Linked DNA regions of Mus musculus: region 1 is linked to region 2. The links are chromatin loops, found by intact Hi-C in ENCODE. Cell type or tissue: heart. All regions are shown on one strand.

The links. Hi-C counts contacts between places; a loop is a spot of excess contacts. Peaks named below come from ENCODE experiments on the same cell type or tissue, not always from the same donor. Only the 100,000 strongest peaks of a DNase experiment are listed, where the experiment ranks them.
Region 1: a loop joins it to region 2, with 3 times the contacts of the local background. A loop is called at or near these places in 2 of 42 quality-filtered maps.

What each region holds. Positions count from the first base shown.
Region 1 is chr8:77,720,493-77,728,492 of GRCm38, reverse strand. Ednra (endothelin receptor type A) reads left to right here and starts at 4,041. Exons shown (of 8, transcript NM_010332.2): 1 at 4,041-4,397; 2 at 7,991-8,000. It overlaps LOC108167319 (a long non-coding RNA gene), which reads right to left and starts at 4,908. Exons shown (of 4, transcript XR_003947564.1): 1 at 4,771-4,908; 2 at 1,962-1,994. In heart, a CTCF peak has its summit at 3,975; DNase peaks (open chromatin) are centred at 4,162 and 4,832; H3K4me3 peaks cover 4,529 bases; H3K27ac peaks cover 5,239 bases.
Region 2 is chr8:77,984,146-77,992,145 of GRCm38, reverse strand. No RefSeq gene overlaps it. Among named protein-coding and RNA genes, the nearest start is that of Gm29895, 57 kb to the left of the region's middle. RefSeq lists an enhancer at 3,011-4,831. In heart, no CTCF peak of the experiment used is centred here; a DNase peak (open chromatin) is centred at 3,675; H3K27ac peaks cover 4,165 bases.

The DNA of each region.
Region 1 (8,000 bases), 260 kb after region 2:
TGCTGGGATCAAAGGCATGCGCCACCACTGCCCAGGTAGAAATGGTTTTCTAAACCTGGACCTAAACCAAGACAAAGCAAATGTCCTGATCCTGTCCTGTCTGCCCTTCTTTAAATCTCTTTAGTGTAGGGTGGGGTGGAGAAGGGACTCCCCTGTCCTGGCTGGCTTGCTGGCAGTCCTGGTTAAAGTCGACCTTCAAGCTGTTCGCTTCCTCGTGTTCTTTGCTTCTCTTGCTGCCTCTTCGCTCTCTTCTCTGGAAACAAACAGCTAAAGCCTTGATCAAGTTCAAGTTCCTGCTCTTAGAATGGTACCACATATAGAATAGCACCGCCCACATTTAGGGTGGGACTTCCTTCTTCATTTGCTTTCTAGAAACACCCTCTAGATATGCCCAGAGGTAGGTCACCACGGTGATCTAGTCAGGTTGACAATTTCCTGCCACCATGCCCTTCTTTTCACAACAATGAGAAAGATAACTGAACAAGGAATCTGTAGCCAACTCCCAAGTTGTTTGTCAATCGAATTTGCTTTGGAAACCAAAGCACTTAGGGACAATTCTAAACATCTCACCTCAGGCCAAAGGTGCTGCCTGGCTGTCTAACCCTGCTCCTCACACAGCTCAAGATGAACACTGTGGTAATCTTTGTCAGCCTCTTGTTGCCTATACATTTCCCTCTCCTTTCCTTCCTTTATCTTTGTGGTTCCTGAAACCTTCCTGTTCTCCTTCCTCTGGGAAAAAAAAAAAAGAAAAGAAAAGAACAATGCATACTTTATTGTCAGAAAATGCTGAGACACTGGTGTTTTACTGTGGGCTGAGTTTGACGTTTGACGATCCTGGAAGTTTAGCAACTGTGAGATGGATTCGCAGGTCTGAACTATGAAGTAAACTTACGTGAATATGTGCCGTAGGAAGCAGGAGTGGTTGGTTCGTAAGTACTGTCTTGAGTACATCTTAATCTATGGTTGTTTATCAAATCAATACTATTCTCTGCCAGACAAAGTCACTAAAAGTGCCAAGACAGAAATGCTCACTGAGCAAGCTGGTGGAGGCAGAAGGAAAGTAAGTTTCCCTGAAGTCTAGAAAACCATCAAGCCTAAATGTTCCTTTCAGGGAAAACAAACAACTTTTGAAAGTCAAGCTTAGAAAACTTGGAAAGAAATATCCTGACTCCCCTTAGGTACTACCAGAAACTCAACAGAGAGCACAGAGGCGGAGGCAGAGAGAGTCTTGCTACAGGGAAGGGAAAGCTGAAACAGACGCTAACGTCACCAAGAGATTGATTGGAGTTCACTGCAGTCATTGCCCTCAAAGTAAAACAGAGAAAAGAAGCTAAATTCACAGCCACAAAGAGAGTCTACAGGATCTCACCTCCAATGAGGCAGGGCTAAGCTTCCTAGCTACAGGTCTGTCTGAAGGCTTCCATAAGCACGTTTATTGGATATGAAGTCTTTCTTAGTTAATTTACTTTATAGATAAACAGAACACACAGCAATGTGGGTTTTTATCTCAACATGAAGATTTGTTTCCTCCTGGCAAACCAGGCATAGTATAAATGTGTGGCTTTAACCTTTTCCAGTGCACAGTACATGAGCACTAAGTATGTCACCATTGTTGTGCAGCTCCCACCACGGAATCACAGAGCCTCAGTATCACCCAAAGTAAACCTCTCAAACGCATGAAACAGTGAAACACATATGTGAAACACAGTGAAACGCATGAAACAGTGAAACACATGTGAAACACAGTGAAACGCATGAAACAGTGAAACACATGTGAAACACATGAAACAGTGAAATACATGTGAAACACATGAAACAGTGAAACACATGTGAAACACAGTGAAACGCATGAAACAGTGAAACACAGTGAAACGCATGAAACAGTGAAACACATGTGAAACACAGTGAAACGCATGAAACAGTGAGCCCCCTTCTCCAAGCCCCAGGAGTCACCAGCTTACCTTCTCTGTGGTTTTGACTATTCTAGGTCCTTTCTGTAAATGTGATCACGGCGTTAATTGAAACAAGCAAACAACAACAGAACAGCACAGAAACACATTCGAAATGGACTCACTCAAGCTGAAGTCCATGTCATTAAGAAGAAACTAAGCTGTCATCTGACCTTTGGGGGAATCAGTTAAACATCAAGGGTTTGGAAGATAACTCAGTGGGTGAAGGCGTTTGCACTGAAGCCTCACACTCAACTTCCCAAGGTCATCTTTCACCATCACACATACTCACACACATACACACACTCACACACACATACACACACTCAAACACACACACACTCACGTACAAATAAGCACATTTCCCAAATATGCCAGTTAGCTGGAATTCTTTCTCTCTGAATATTTAACACAAACACTAACCTGAAGTAACTTGATGCTAAACAAGCAGGCACCTTCCTGCTGATGTGTCTCTTGGGCCCAACCTTAGAAAAAACACAGACCAACATCCATTCTGTTTCTGTGTTCTTCAGCCTCACTCTGTCTACAACACCAACCTTGTTGCCCATTTTATACACATATTCAGGACTGGAATTGCTAGACCCTTGGTAATTTTAGTCATAATTATTTGAGGAGCACCATTGGGCTCCCACTGCTGTTGCCTCAGTAGTCAGGAGTTTGCCTCTCAGCACCCCTGACAATCCAGTTTATTTTCTAGTTTCATTTGTGTTTAAATAGTGACTGTCCTAAGGGATGTGAAAGAGAAATTTTTAATGCTTAATCCATACCACAGTGGGATCAGCAAAAGGTAGGGGGTCCTGGGGGTGCTGTTACAAAGACTAGCCTGACAGACATGTTCAGTTACACAGATGGTGCACTGTCCACGTGCCTAGTCACGGGGTGAGAGGGCCTGGGATCCAGAACATTTCACATACCAAGTTATGAACAGTCTTCTGGAAGAAGGCAATAACTTTTCTTCCTGGAAAATAATGTCAGCCTGCCAAGCTGTCGCCACAAAAGCGTACCCCTTCAGAGCTGACTGAGACAATTTTTGTGGATCCTTCCTAGAGAAACGCTAGATAAACACTAGATTAGTGGACAGGGTAATGCCTGCTCCAACAGTCCCAGAAGAATATTAAAATCCTTTCCACCGAGGTGTTCTGCTGATGGCTGTGACAGTTTTACAAAATGACCCCTGTCAAGTAGGGTCTCTGTGCCCTCACCCTTTAATCTGGAATTGGTGACTGACAGAATTAAGCAGAAGCCCCTTTGTGTCACTATCTGGACCTGGGCCTTAAGTAGGTGGCAGTTTCTATGTCCTTTCTCTTGGGATATTTGTTCTTGGAATCTAGCCACCACACTATGAGGAAGCTGTTGCTAAAATTCTTTCCCAGGGGCTAGATATAAGTCCTGTCTCTCCCTTCTCCTAGAGGTCCTAGAACAAACTGAGGTCCAATTCCACTATAGATACGGTAGGGAACCAATGAGGTCCTAGGGCATCCGTACAGCCAAGCCTTCTTCCCCAGGAGCCCTGATGTTTGGCCCTTATCTCTCCTCCCACTCCCCATCTTATCGTGACTTGACACACTCTGTGATAAAGACACTGCCTTCTGAAGGGTCTCCCCATTCATTGTCAGACATGATCATTTCTCTGAGCACACCCTAGACCCTTCCACAGACTCCCCAGCTCCCTTTTGCCTTGGGCTAAGGCTTAGTGGTCTTGCAGGTCAAATTTGAGCCAAAGACATGCTGTCCACCTGGGTTCCATAACTTCCTCTAAGGTGAGGAGTGCTAACAAGCTAAGCAAAGTTGACAGGAGACACAGCCCAAATTCCCTGGCTTCCCCTGCTGATCAAACTCTCCCGTACTCACGGGCTCAAGTGCCTCGAGTTTCTTCCTAAAACAGGGCACAACCTTGAGTCTGGTCTGTTGCTCTCTACTTTCAATCCTACCCATCCTAGACTAACCAACTTCTCAGGAAGGAAATAGTTAAAGATCCCTGCCCTTCAGGGCCTGGCGGGGGCAGCAGCTTTGCAGCTTGGTGGCTGCTCCCTGGAGGGCAGGCGGGATAGCGCTCTTGCAGTTAGGTCCCAGAGTAGAGAGGAAGGTCTAGGAGCCTGTGGAGTCTAAGGAAGATCGCGGGAGGCGTGTTCCTCCGGAGTTTGCTTTTCCTTGGGAGCCTCGCGCGCACACCCATCCCTTCTAGTCTGGCAACTGTGTCTAGGAGGTGGGGAGCCTCTCTCTGATCCACCGGACCATCGCTGGAGCTTGCAGGCTGAGCAAGATCTCCCCCTAGAGAAGCCTGGCTGTCCGGGGAAGTTTCCCCGAGCTGAGACTGTGCTGCAGCCCTGGTCACCCGCCACCCTGCGCGCCACCCTCGTTCTCCAGCTCAGGCTCCGGCTGGCCCGTGCGCGGACCTGGAGCTGTCTGCTTCCGAGGAGCTCTAAGGTCGGTGCAAGTCTTTCTTTTTGGAACCAGGGCTGGAACTAGGGATAGGGTCGCTGCCGGGGCAATCTGCTGGGAGGAGCAGGGGTGTCTCGCAGCTCCAGGGAAACGCAACAGACCGGCCTGGCACTTACCTCCCGGGACGCCCAGTGTGGGGCGCTTTCCTGGGAGACGAACACTGGGGGGAGTGGGGGTGGACACCGGACAAGACCATTGAGCTTTGTCTCGGATTTTTAGGAAAGGGGAGCCGGGAGTGGGAGGATCTTTTTCTCCACACAAGCTTTCAGGCGCATCAAGGCCCAGGGCGCTTGCTCCAAAGCCTCCTGGTGAAGTTGGTCTCTTCCTATCCTGCACCCTGAGTGCCAAGGACACTTACTGTGAAGAACCAACCTCTGTGGAGCCCTCCTCACACCACGATGGCAGCTGGGGTTGGAAATCTGCCTGCTGGTGGAGGTCTGGGCGATTTGCTCAGTGCTGTCCTGTCCTTTAAAGGGCACTTCTTGTCTTTCATGTGCAGAACCCTGGAACTGTTTGTAGATAAGCCACCTCTGATTACACCACCCTTAGTGGCCTCACCCCAGCAGACCTGGGGCGAAAGCATATGAAAGTCAGAGGATGTGTCCAAGGAGAGTGGATAATTTGTCTTCTCCAGAGAACAAAACCACAGAGAACTTGAAAAAAAAAAAGTTCTTGGTTTAATTTTTTTTTTCTTCTTGTAGTTGTTTCTGATTCCCACACAGCCATCAACTCATCTGTTTTTAAAGATTGGCTATGAAACACCTTGGCAACCATACCATGTAAATTACCTGCCCTAAGTATGTGTGCGGTTTGGGCGCCGTTGGATTTTCCAAATTACTAATGGCAAGTGGACATTTGCTCTGAGAATCTGATGTATTAACTAGGGAAAGCACTAAGGGGTCAGCTTTTGTATGCCACCAAACTCTAGACCCACAAAAGGAAAGATGCTGACTCCATAGACATGTCCTTCTGGTCTGAATGTGAGTTGCTTCTCTAGAGCTCTGGCTCTAGAGCCAGATGCCCGGCAAAGCTTGACTGAAATATACCAAAATGAGCTACAGATCCGTCCTTGGGAAAGCATGGATTCGAAAGAGGTTTCTTTTATTTGGTTTTGTGTTTTTCACTCTGTAACAATATGGCATCCACATGTTTTTGACAGATGTCCCTTAGATGTGGTGAGCTGACAAGAGGTGTCAAGAGAAATGAGTTCTTGGTAGTGTCTTTGCTGGAGGGAAGCAAGGAAGGAAGGAAAGGAAGGAAGGAAGAAAGGGAGGGAGGGAGGGAAGGAGGGAGGAAGGAAGGAGGGAGGGAGGGAGGGAGGGAGGGAGGGAGGGAGGGAGGGAGGGAGGGAGGGAGGGAGGGAGGGAGGGAGGAAGGAAGGAAGGAAAGAGGTTTTACTGGCAGCTGGCTCACACCCTGATAGGAAGCCATGACTGTAGCTTTCTCAGTACCTGTGGCAATGAGGACCACTGAGCTCTACGTGAGCTGTGCAGTGCCTGTGACACCCAAATGGCTCATGAACTCCCCTCCTGGATGATTCTAATAGACCATGAAGCCATTTTGTTTATGGGAAAGACCTCTGTCTCTCATTTTTAAGATAACTATTACTAAATATTCCATTCCCATTGGGAAACCAGGAACCATAAATCATAAAGCAATCAAGGAATTGAAAGACTTGTGCCTCCCCTCACTATCCTGAGAGGGAGGCAGATCGTAAAAAGCTTTGTACTTGGCATTCTGGTCTACATGTGGGAAATGGAAAGATGATATTTGTAGACCTACTAATAATTCAGCCAGTTATTCCGGACTATTAGAGACGGGAGAGAAAATCTGTAACCACTTACAATTAAGGGTGAGCAGAAGTGACAGAAGTAAATGGCAGGCCCATCACTTTGAAATCACAGCAGCGGGTGAACACCTATAGCCCAGCCGTGAGACAGGATGACATCCAGCAGCCTTTTGGCTGTGAAAACACAGTCACTTCACTCATTCAAGACTCCTGATGTGTTACAGATGTTGTTCTGTCTGTATAAATTGTGATGCCCAAGTCAAGAACCAGTTGGTGCCTGTGAGATGCGATGTATATTGCTGTTTGGCAAGGCAAAAGCATGTGGGACTGACAGCAGGTGTTCCCCTATACTTCTTATAGCATGTCAGCATCTCTTATTTGGTACACTTATATTAAGCCTAAACTTAATAATGTCCCATGACAACTGTCAAAAATCCCTAAATGTGGTCACCCTTGAGCAGACTCAAAAAGATTGAGTCTTAAAATTTAGGATTAGGTGTATACGCCATAGATACACAGACCACTGCCCATAAATGAAGTTACTGTCCTCATTTACAGATTAATGAAAGAAAAGTACAAAATACCCAAAGGGGAGGAGCAATTGACTTTTGGTTGCTATTTTCTCAGCACCAGCCTTCCTTTTGTTTTCTAAGTGTCTTAAAGTATAAGAGGAGAAATCTAGATTTACTGAGCACCAGGGACCACCCGCCCTTTGAAGGCGATATAACATAAGAACTCTTTGATAATACCTGAACACTCCTTCCAATGTTCTGCTGCGTCATCCAAATTCTGGAGACATCTTAAGTATGTTGTTGATGCAAATAAAGCATGGAAATAAGAGAGACAGGATGACCTGGTGGTTAAAGCTCGGGTGTGGAGTCAGATCAGGCTGCCTCAGGGTTGTAGGCTCGTCACCACCTTTGACCTTCCTCTCAGCTTCCCTGTCTTCCTGGAGAACCTGTGGATGACTTGATTGTTATCATTATACTAGACAGCAGCAGCATGTGATGTGTTCGGCACAGTGCCTGTCCTGTCCTAGCTAGATAGGATGCTTGCACGATACTAAGAAACCAGATAGCCCATGGCAAACCAAACGGTGTGGCGGCCTGGGATAACCTGTCACTCACAGAACACCATTGACAAGTATCATGGTGGTTTCTGATGGGTAGAAGTGTGGAGACTTAAAAATATGTGGGTTTTGCAGGGTTTCAAGCATTTCAAACTAAACCTCTTGTCTCCATCAGTGATCTTTTCTTTCTCTCTGTGGTGCTGGAGATGGAACCAGTGTGAGTGCACAAAGCAGAGAAAAGCAGACATTTGGCTTTAAATGAACACTTTAACGCATTAGACAGCGTTGCTGCCCGTTCCTGCCATGTGCAACCCCTCACTCACTCGGGCATGCTCAAGTTTTTAGTCAGAGAATTAGATTCTTGTATTTTGTGCCTCAGTCTGAAGCAATGTTTCCTCTTTTACCACAGAATTTTCTGTGTCATGTCTGGAAGATTTGGGCTATCATTAACCTGAATAAAGAGGAAAAAACACTGCTATTTTTAAGGAACACTGAAATATCTTTATCCATATCATGGTCTATACAGATATAGCTGTGGATACAGCCAGGGCTGGGGAGATTTCTTGCTATAATAGAGTTTTGGTCTTTCCTATTTTGATCTGATTGACCTATATTTTCATTAAATCAATAAACATTCATTAACCACCATCTTTTGGGGACAGCTAGATTTTGTAGCAAAATAATAATAATAATAATTTTTCCTACTTTTTTTTCTTCCAGGTGAAAAAAA
Region 2 (8,000 bases):
AGAGTTTGATTCCCAGCATGTATGCCAGGCGACTCACAAGTACCTATATCTGCAGCTTCAGAGAATCTCCTCAGACACCTGAACTCACGTGTACACTCTCTGTCTCCTCCCCCACCCCCACCCCCCGCACACATACAGGAAATGGGAAAAGTAAAGTAAATACATAAATCTTTAAAAACATTTCCTATCTATAGTTTTACTTTACTCTTCCATGGCTTGAACCCAGGGTCTCACACATGCTAAGCAAGGGCTCTGCTGCTGAGCTGTGTCCCCAGCCAGCTTGCCTTTTTTTTTGCCTTTTTTTTTTTTTTTTTTTACAAGACTCCTACTCACAACTGGTGGCTATGACTTCATCCCATGCTGAAATCACTGAGGAACATAATGACACAGTAGTGTCGAAAGCCACACCCCCACAACAAAGCATGTGGATAAAATGGACAGCAGGCCTGTAGACTAAGCAAGCTTTTAAAATTCCTATTCAAACATCATCAGGTGTGTTAAAAATAAAGTGTGGCTGAATCTCGCCCCTTTGAACAAGTGGTTCCATGTCCCTCCAAACTAAAAGATCCTGCATCAGTGATGAGTGTGTCTGTTTTGTTTGGAAGCCATAAAAAACTACCTACTGTAGTGGGAATTTTGGTTTCTTTAAAAACACAGTAATGTTATGTGAATGTTTTTGTTTTAATCCCAGGTGTGGGGTATGGAGCTGTTTCAGATTGTCCACAGCGCTGACTTTGACTGTCTCATGATCTGGGAGGGGAGGGGCATGCTTTTTTGCCAGCTGCAGATAGTTTATGTTTGTAATTCTGGGGACTCCTGAGAGGTACAAACAGGAGCTCTGAGAAGGCCCATGGAGTCTGCCGCTGCCCGGGCTGCTGCGCCCCCTGCTGCTGGTGGTCTCTGCTGCTGCATTTGCTATTGCTGGCTTGCTGGAATGCTGGCTTGGTGGTTTTCTGGGTTGTTGGTTGGAGATATGCTGAAGATGGAGATTGGACTTGCCCCAAGGAACTTATCACCCCTAATCAGCAGGAAGTAGTCTTAAGAGGTCTATGCCCTCTTTCTCTTCTAACCTTCTCTCTTTCCCACCTAGTGTTGGGGGATTGGTAGGGATTGGGGTGGAATAAGGGCTGGTAGGGGGGTAGATTAATAGGACCCAATAAACTAGCTCAAAAAAGTATGCCCACAATCAATATTGCAAGAGCAGATAACAGGGTGGTGATCTGAAAAATGGAGAAATGGGCTTCCTTGTGTCTCCTTGCTCATTGTCTTTGGCAGTCGCTGCCAGAGCCTATGATTCTTCTGGGCCTCTGTCACCTGACAACCACTAGTTCTAGGCTAATTTTGGGTTTGCGCATAAAAAAGTCGAGGTCTACAGGGTAACCACACGACACACATTAGTTATAAGATAGAGGTAAGTGTGAGGCATCTCTTTCCGACTCTGTCTTTTTCACCCCCATTTTGTTCCTATGACCTGAAGAGATTACTGCTGCTTAATTAGATGACCCAACCCCCCTTCCTCTGGCACCACCCAGGACCGCGTAAGGAAAATAAGGAGTGAATTTCAAAAAGCTTCCCTTCTGAATTTTTTGTGTTTCCTGGAAAGCAGTGGAAGATGTTTTTTATGGCAATTGTGGAGCACGGACTAACACGACATGCCTGAGCCCACACTGCAGACAACTGAGTTCAGCATTTACCTGCTGTGACCTCGAGACAATAGCAGAGAGGGCACCAAGCCCATGCACAGGTGGTGCTGGCTGTAGTGAGGTCAGTGAAAGCCGCACTCAGTCATGTAGCATGGGAAAGCAACCTGTTACGTCAGGAGATGTATATGAAACTTACACATTCCATAATCATCTGCTTCAAATCATATGTAAGTGTGATCAAGACCTATACATTAAAATTACCTCTGCACACTGCATACATACCGCCTAAATTTGACTCTTCACATATGTGTAAATTGCTCACTCCATGATAGGTTTTCATTTCTCTACTGAAAAAAAATAATTAAATGAATCAATCTATTTTACATAAAAGATTAAGAAATATGCATATGAACAGGATTCCATATGATGCTTTAAAACTACAAAATTTAAAACTTCTTTTGGGTATATTTCATACTAAAAAATAATTATTCTCTCTTATGTTTACGATGGCCATAGGATACAATAAATGAAAACTGATAACCACAAAAAAAAATATGTTTAGTCAGCCACAACCTGTCCAGTTCAGACTAAATCCAGTTCAATTGAGGTTTGAACTGGAAAATTCAGAATATCTTGGAATATCTGCTTTAAACATTTTAATTCTTTTTATAAGAAATGGCTCTGGTGAATAGCAAAAGCACAGCAAGACTGTAGACTATCCTGAGACAGGGCAGAGGGCTAAAAAAGGAAGGTTTAAATGTAACATAGAATTAAACACCAAGTTCACGATGATCTATTTTAATGACTTTTACTTCCTCTCCAGGACAGCCCGCAGATAATGTGGTGAATATTTTTGTTTCAACTTGAATAAGCTAAAGTTTTCTGAAAGGAGTGAACCTCAGTTGAGAAAATGCAGCCAATAAGATCTGGCTTTGGAGCATTTTCTTAATTAGTGATTGATGGGGGAGGGCCGAGCCCATTGTGGGTGGGGCCACTCCTGGGCTGGTGGTCCTAGGTTCTGTGAAAACGCAGCCTGAGCAAGCCATGGGGAGCAAGCCAGTAAGCAGCACCCTCCAGGATCTCTGCATCAGCTCCTGCCTCCAGATTCCTGCCCTGTGTGAGTTCCTGTCCTGATGTCCTTCAGTGATGAACAGTGATGTGGACGTGTGAGCCAGATAAACCCTCTTCTCCTCAGCTTGCCTTTTGGTCATGGTGTTTCATCACAGCAATAGAAAACCTAACCAAGACAGACAGACAGACAGACAGACAGACAGTCTCCTGGTTTTCAGGGTAATTTCCATATCCTGTTACTACTATATTTGATAACAATGAGTATTTTATCATGCTGTTAAATATTTTAAATAATGTGGTCTTTCACAATGCCTTCTTAAACCATGAGCAGTTTCTCTGACATGGATGGCCCAGGTGGTCTCCTGACAGCCACAAGGAGAAACTGGGTTCCTGGAACCCACAGCAGCACCAACTCATTTTGGTCAGAAGGGACCCACACACAGCCCTGCAACCTTCTCAGTCCCACATGTTTAAGAACTTGGAACTGGATCAAACCAAGTCAAATTTCAACCTCTAGGTTGATGATCTAATATCACTGTGTGTAAAACAAAAATTGGCAGATACCCATAAAGGCTGGTTAAATCCTTTAGCGCAGGCTACAGTCACCAGCTGGGTTCCTCTGAAACCAGACCCCAAGAGAGGCAACCTTCGTCCTCACATTTGTCTACTGTTGTTCATAACTACTGGATGCGAAGCAACACAGCACAATGAAACCGATCAGCACACAAGCAATTCAACACTCGCTAAACACAGGTAGTGTCCTTCTGTGGGCAGCAGGCAGCTTCACTTATTTCTTATTCCCAAGACCATATATGTACTGATTAGCCAGAGGAATGCAAAGGGAGGTGTTGACTGGTATGTCTGAACAGCCTGGTTCCTGGCCTAGTGTCACTGAAATGCCACACTCATCACTGAAGTCTGTTGATAAGACCAACGATGCTTAGCAGCTTTTCCCAGCAGACTTCTGTCAGGGGCCCAAGCTGTGAGTTAGCACGTGTGGTGTCCTGTCAGCACGGAGGGTTTACTTCATGAGGAGATCTGAACAAGGTTCAGAAGGTGGAAACAAACAAAAGTCTAGGTCAGAAAGTTCTGGTGGGTTGATTCTCCCAGTTGCATGAGGTGTTGTGTGAGAGATTCAATGTTATTTTGAGGCGATCCTGCTGTGCCTTGGTGAGGAAGGATTGTTTCTCATGTATTTTCTTAGAACCACTTGGGAGAGCCTCCGGGAGTTTAAACTCACATACAGAATAAAGCATTATGGGATCCGATGTGGTATTACCATAAGCCGGCTAGGGACTTTAAAATATAAAAACAAAGCTGAAACAAACAAAACTTCCCATTTTTCTGGAAACCTCATCCCCAGAGAATAAGCAAATGTCTCAAGGCGACATAACTTTGAAAATGAAAAACTGTGACTGAAAATAATGTGCCCATGGGATTCTTGAGTCATGGGACCAAATCCAAAAAAGCTGTTCAAGGAAAAAAATTCAAAACACAATGTAAAGTTGGGTAAAATCGTTTTCACATCATAAAATGGATACAAAATGGGCTAGAAAAAAAGCCAGCGTTTTTCTTTGGGGACCACCAAAAGGCATGGTACTGTCCAAATGTTCATCCCAGCTCATGGTTAGTGGAGAACGTGTGCAGAAAGCGTTTGATGGGTAGAGTTTAGCACCCAGGACAGGGAAGATGTGACACGCTTGTCCTGAGAACACTTCACCATGAGAATATTGATTTTGCTCTCCTCCCCAGTCCATTTTTATGTGAAAAAAATGCTGACTTTAATCCATGCTTACCTATCTAGCACTGGATGTGACAAGGAGATAGGAAATTCCAGAGAGCAAAATTGCTGGAGAAAAAAGAATCTATAGCCCAGAGGAAGTAGAGATAAAAGAACTTAATGTCTGCAATATTAGTGACTGACATAATCACACACATGGCATCATCTCCCTGAGGTCATGTGACTCCTCCTAGTGTAACTATGGTCTGCTATCTACAAAAACACCTTAGTGCTCTCAAGTGGAGCTCTCAATCAACACAGAGGGAGAGTGACAACAGTGACAGAAACTTCTTAAGAAGGATGGAGGAAAAGGTCAGCCATTAGAGTGCTTGCCTACAGAAAACAAGCACCTAAGTACAGTACTTGGAATACACAAGTGTGCACACATGCACACACACAGGGATGCAGAGATGCATGCACACATACACTTGTACACGCAACAGGAAAAAAAAGGCATCACTTTAAGACTGTGTCAGAAACATGAAGAAAAACACAGAAGATTGTCCTACAGTTAGGACACACACTGCAAAAGATGCTGTGACTTTGATGGGCCAAGGAAAGATCTTCCCAAAGATATCCACATCCTCGTCTCCAGAAGCTATGAATATACTTCATTATATAACAAAGGGAGATTAAATAGAAAAAAGAAAAGTTATTAATTCTCAAATTTTAAAGTCAAGAGGTGAAATCACAGGGATGCTTATAAACAGAGAAGAGACAGAAGAGATGAGGTCAGAGTAATGCAACCTTGGGAGGACTTGAGTTGACTTTGCTGCCTTTAAGAGAGTGAAGATGACCGTGGACCAACGAGAACAGTCAATGAAAGCTGGCAAAAGCAAGGAAATAGCAAACATGTCTCCCCAGAGACCACAGAAAGGAACCCTGCTCTGCCTGCCCGTGCCTTGACTTTTGCCCTGTGAGACCTGGACAGGATTCTTTTCCCACCTCACCAACTGTAAGAGAATACATTTGTTTTCATAAAGTCTACAAAGTTTGAAGTAATTTATTTTGGCAACCAATGGGAGACGAATTTGGGTCTTCTGGAGAAAGGAACAGAGACAGAGACAAAGAAGAGTCTACAAATAGAAGGGTCTTTCCAGAGCCTCTCAGCTAGAGGCTGTGCAGTAGGAAAGGATCTGAAGAAGCAGGTTCAAAACAATTGCTCTGCAGGTCTCAGTGGCTGTGAATGGAGCATCAGAGAGGGCCAGGATGACATTCTCTAAGATATTAAACACAGAGTTTACATCTGCTGGTGGACTACCATAAAAAGTCCAGGCACAAAGACACAGTGCATAGTACAGTAGTTATACCTTCACATATCTGCCTCCCAAACTTATTTAGTATTTGGAATCCAGAACACAAAATTAATGTTTGTTTAACAGAATTCAATAAAGAATTTGAAAACACAATCATAAAACTTATAATTTGTGTTCACAATGGAAAAATGATGTAATGTCTTAATTTTTTCTGAGATACAGATCTGTAAATTCTTCTGCTTCTCTGCTTCCACATCCCAGGTGCTAGAATTATGGATGTGGACCACCATGCCCAGCTTAATATTCTTTTAAAATAAATTGTATTTATTTATGGGGGATGGGTAAGTGTGTGGGTCACAGCATGTGTGTGGAGGTCAGAGGACAGTTTGTGTGTGCTGGCACTCTTCTTCCACCATGCAAGTTCCAGGGATTGAACTCTGGTCGCCAGGTCTGGCAGCCAAGTGTTTTTACCTGCTGAGCCATCTCACCAACCCCTCAGCTACCAATTCTTATTAGAGGAAGTTGTCAAAAATATACAATGAAAGTGTAGGTTGGGATATTTAGTATTTACTGACTTTGTTTTTCCTTGGAGGATTTGGAACCATGAGGTAATCAGCTAGGCTTTCGCCAACAGCGTCTTTCCCTCTGTTCTCCAGACTCATTCCTCTGCCTTCATTTGACAGGTATGCCATGACACTCTCCCGAACATAACACTGCTCCCTCCTTCTGATTGCGCATCTCCTGGTGGATCCTTGGGCTTCCCCCCTCACTCCTTGTCTATTGTATAGTGTGCACTAATAAACAGGTGTTTTCTTTGACCTGCCAATTTCATTATTAAAAAGATGTATATCCAAGAGAAGGAATCAGTGGGAAAGAATAGTGGGGGAATAGAACAAAGTAAAGCGCACTATGTTCTACATGCTTAAAACCAATTAAAAACTAATTAATTAGATTGAAAAGCAAATGGATGTGTAAAGAAAAAATGATACACTTATACACAATGTTTCTGTTGTACAGAAAAGAATAAAATCCTGTGACTCATGGCAATGCAGATAGGCCTAGAGGGCATATCTTTATGAAATAAGCCAGGCACAGAAAGACATTACCACATGACCTCACACACTTAATCTAAGGAAACTGAGTTTGTAGAAGCCAAGAGCAGAACGAGAGGCCTGGAGAGTAGACAGTAGAGGACAAGAGAAAGGTAAGTTGCAGTCAATCGGAAGTAAGAAGTTCTGGCTTGCATTTTATTGCACAGTGTGGTAATTATATAAAACAAAAATGAACTATATGCTTCAAGTCAGTTAGAAGAAAGAATTATGGACAAGAGATATGGCTCAGCTGTTAAAGACTGGGGTCACAATAAAAAAAAAAAACCTGAAACAATGTATATTTAAAAAATGGATATATTTACTTCTATTTAAACATTATACAAAATTTTCATATATTGAAGCATCACATATTTCTCCTTTTATGTGTATGGTTTTCCTGATTCATGTAAGTTAACATAAACTTAGTTAGCAAAATACACCAGTAAATAGAGATAGTTTTTAGGTGAAGAGCATAAAGCATGTTAGCAGGGTGAAACTGAAATAAAAGAATTCTCTGTTTTCTGAAACAGAAACTAACTCTTTCTAAAACAGGTGGAGCATCATTGGCAATCATTGACATTGTGAGTACTAATTAATTATTACCTATCTGAATGATTAGATCTCTCCAGAAAGGAACTAAGGATCATTTCTTAAACAAAAGTAGGCTTGGACTGAGAAGTAGAAAAAAGGAATATCTTGAGTTCAAGGCTTGCTGGGACTACAAAGTAAATTCAAGCCCAGCCTAAACTACATGGGGAGATTGTGTACCTCCCAAGAAAGTGACCCTGGATTTCCTACCTCACCTACTCTCTGTGTGTGCATATGCCCTGCACACATCTAAGAGATGTTGCTGTCTGAAGCTCCATACTTACCATGTGGAAAATCGCCTAACTGAATGGGAAAGACAGAAGCAAAAGTGGAGAAAGCATGCTCTTCTACTAAAGAATGAACACGCTCTGCGTGGCAAGGCTGTAGATCTATCTGCATGTGAAATTAATAACGGGCTACATTTTCATATAATTATGTCTCAAGTTATTCACCCTTTGTGAGAGTTACTCAACATTTACACTTTCTAGACTGCTTCCCAAGCTGCAGGTTTGATGGATAGTTACCCTCACTGGAAGTATTTTACTTAGGAATCTGTACTATGTTGGCTGCA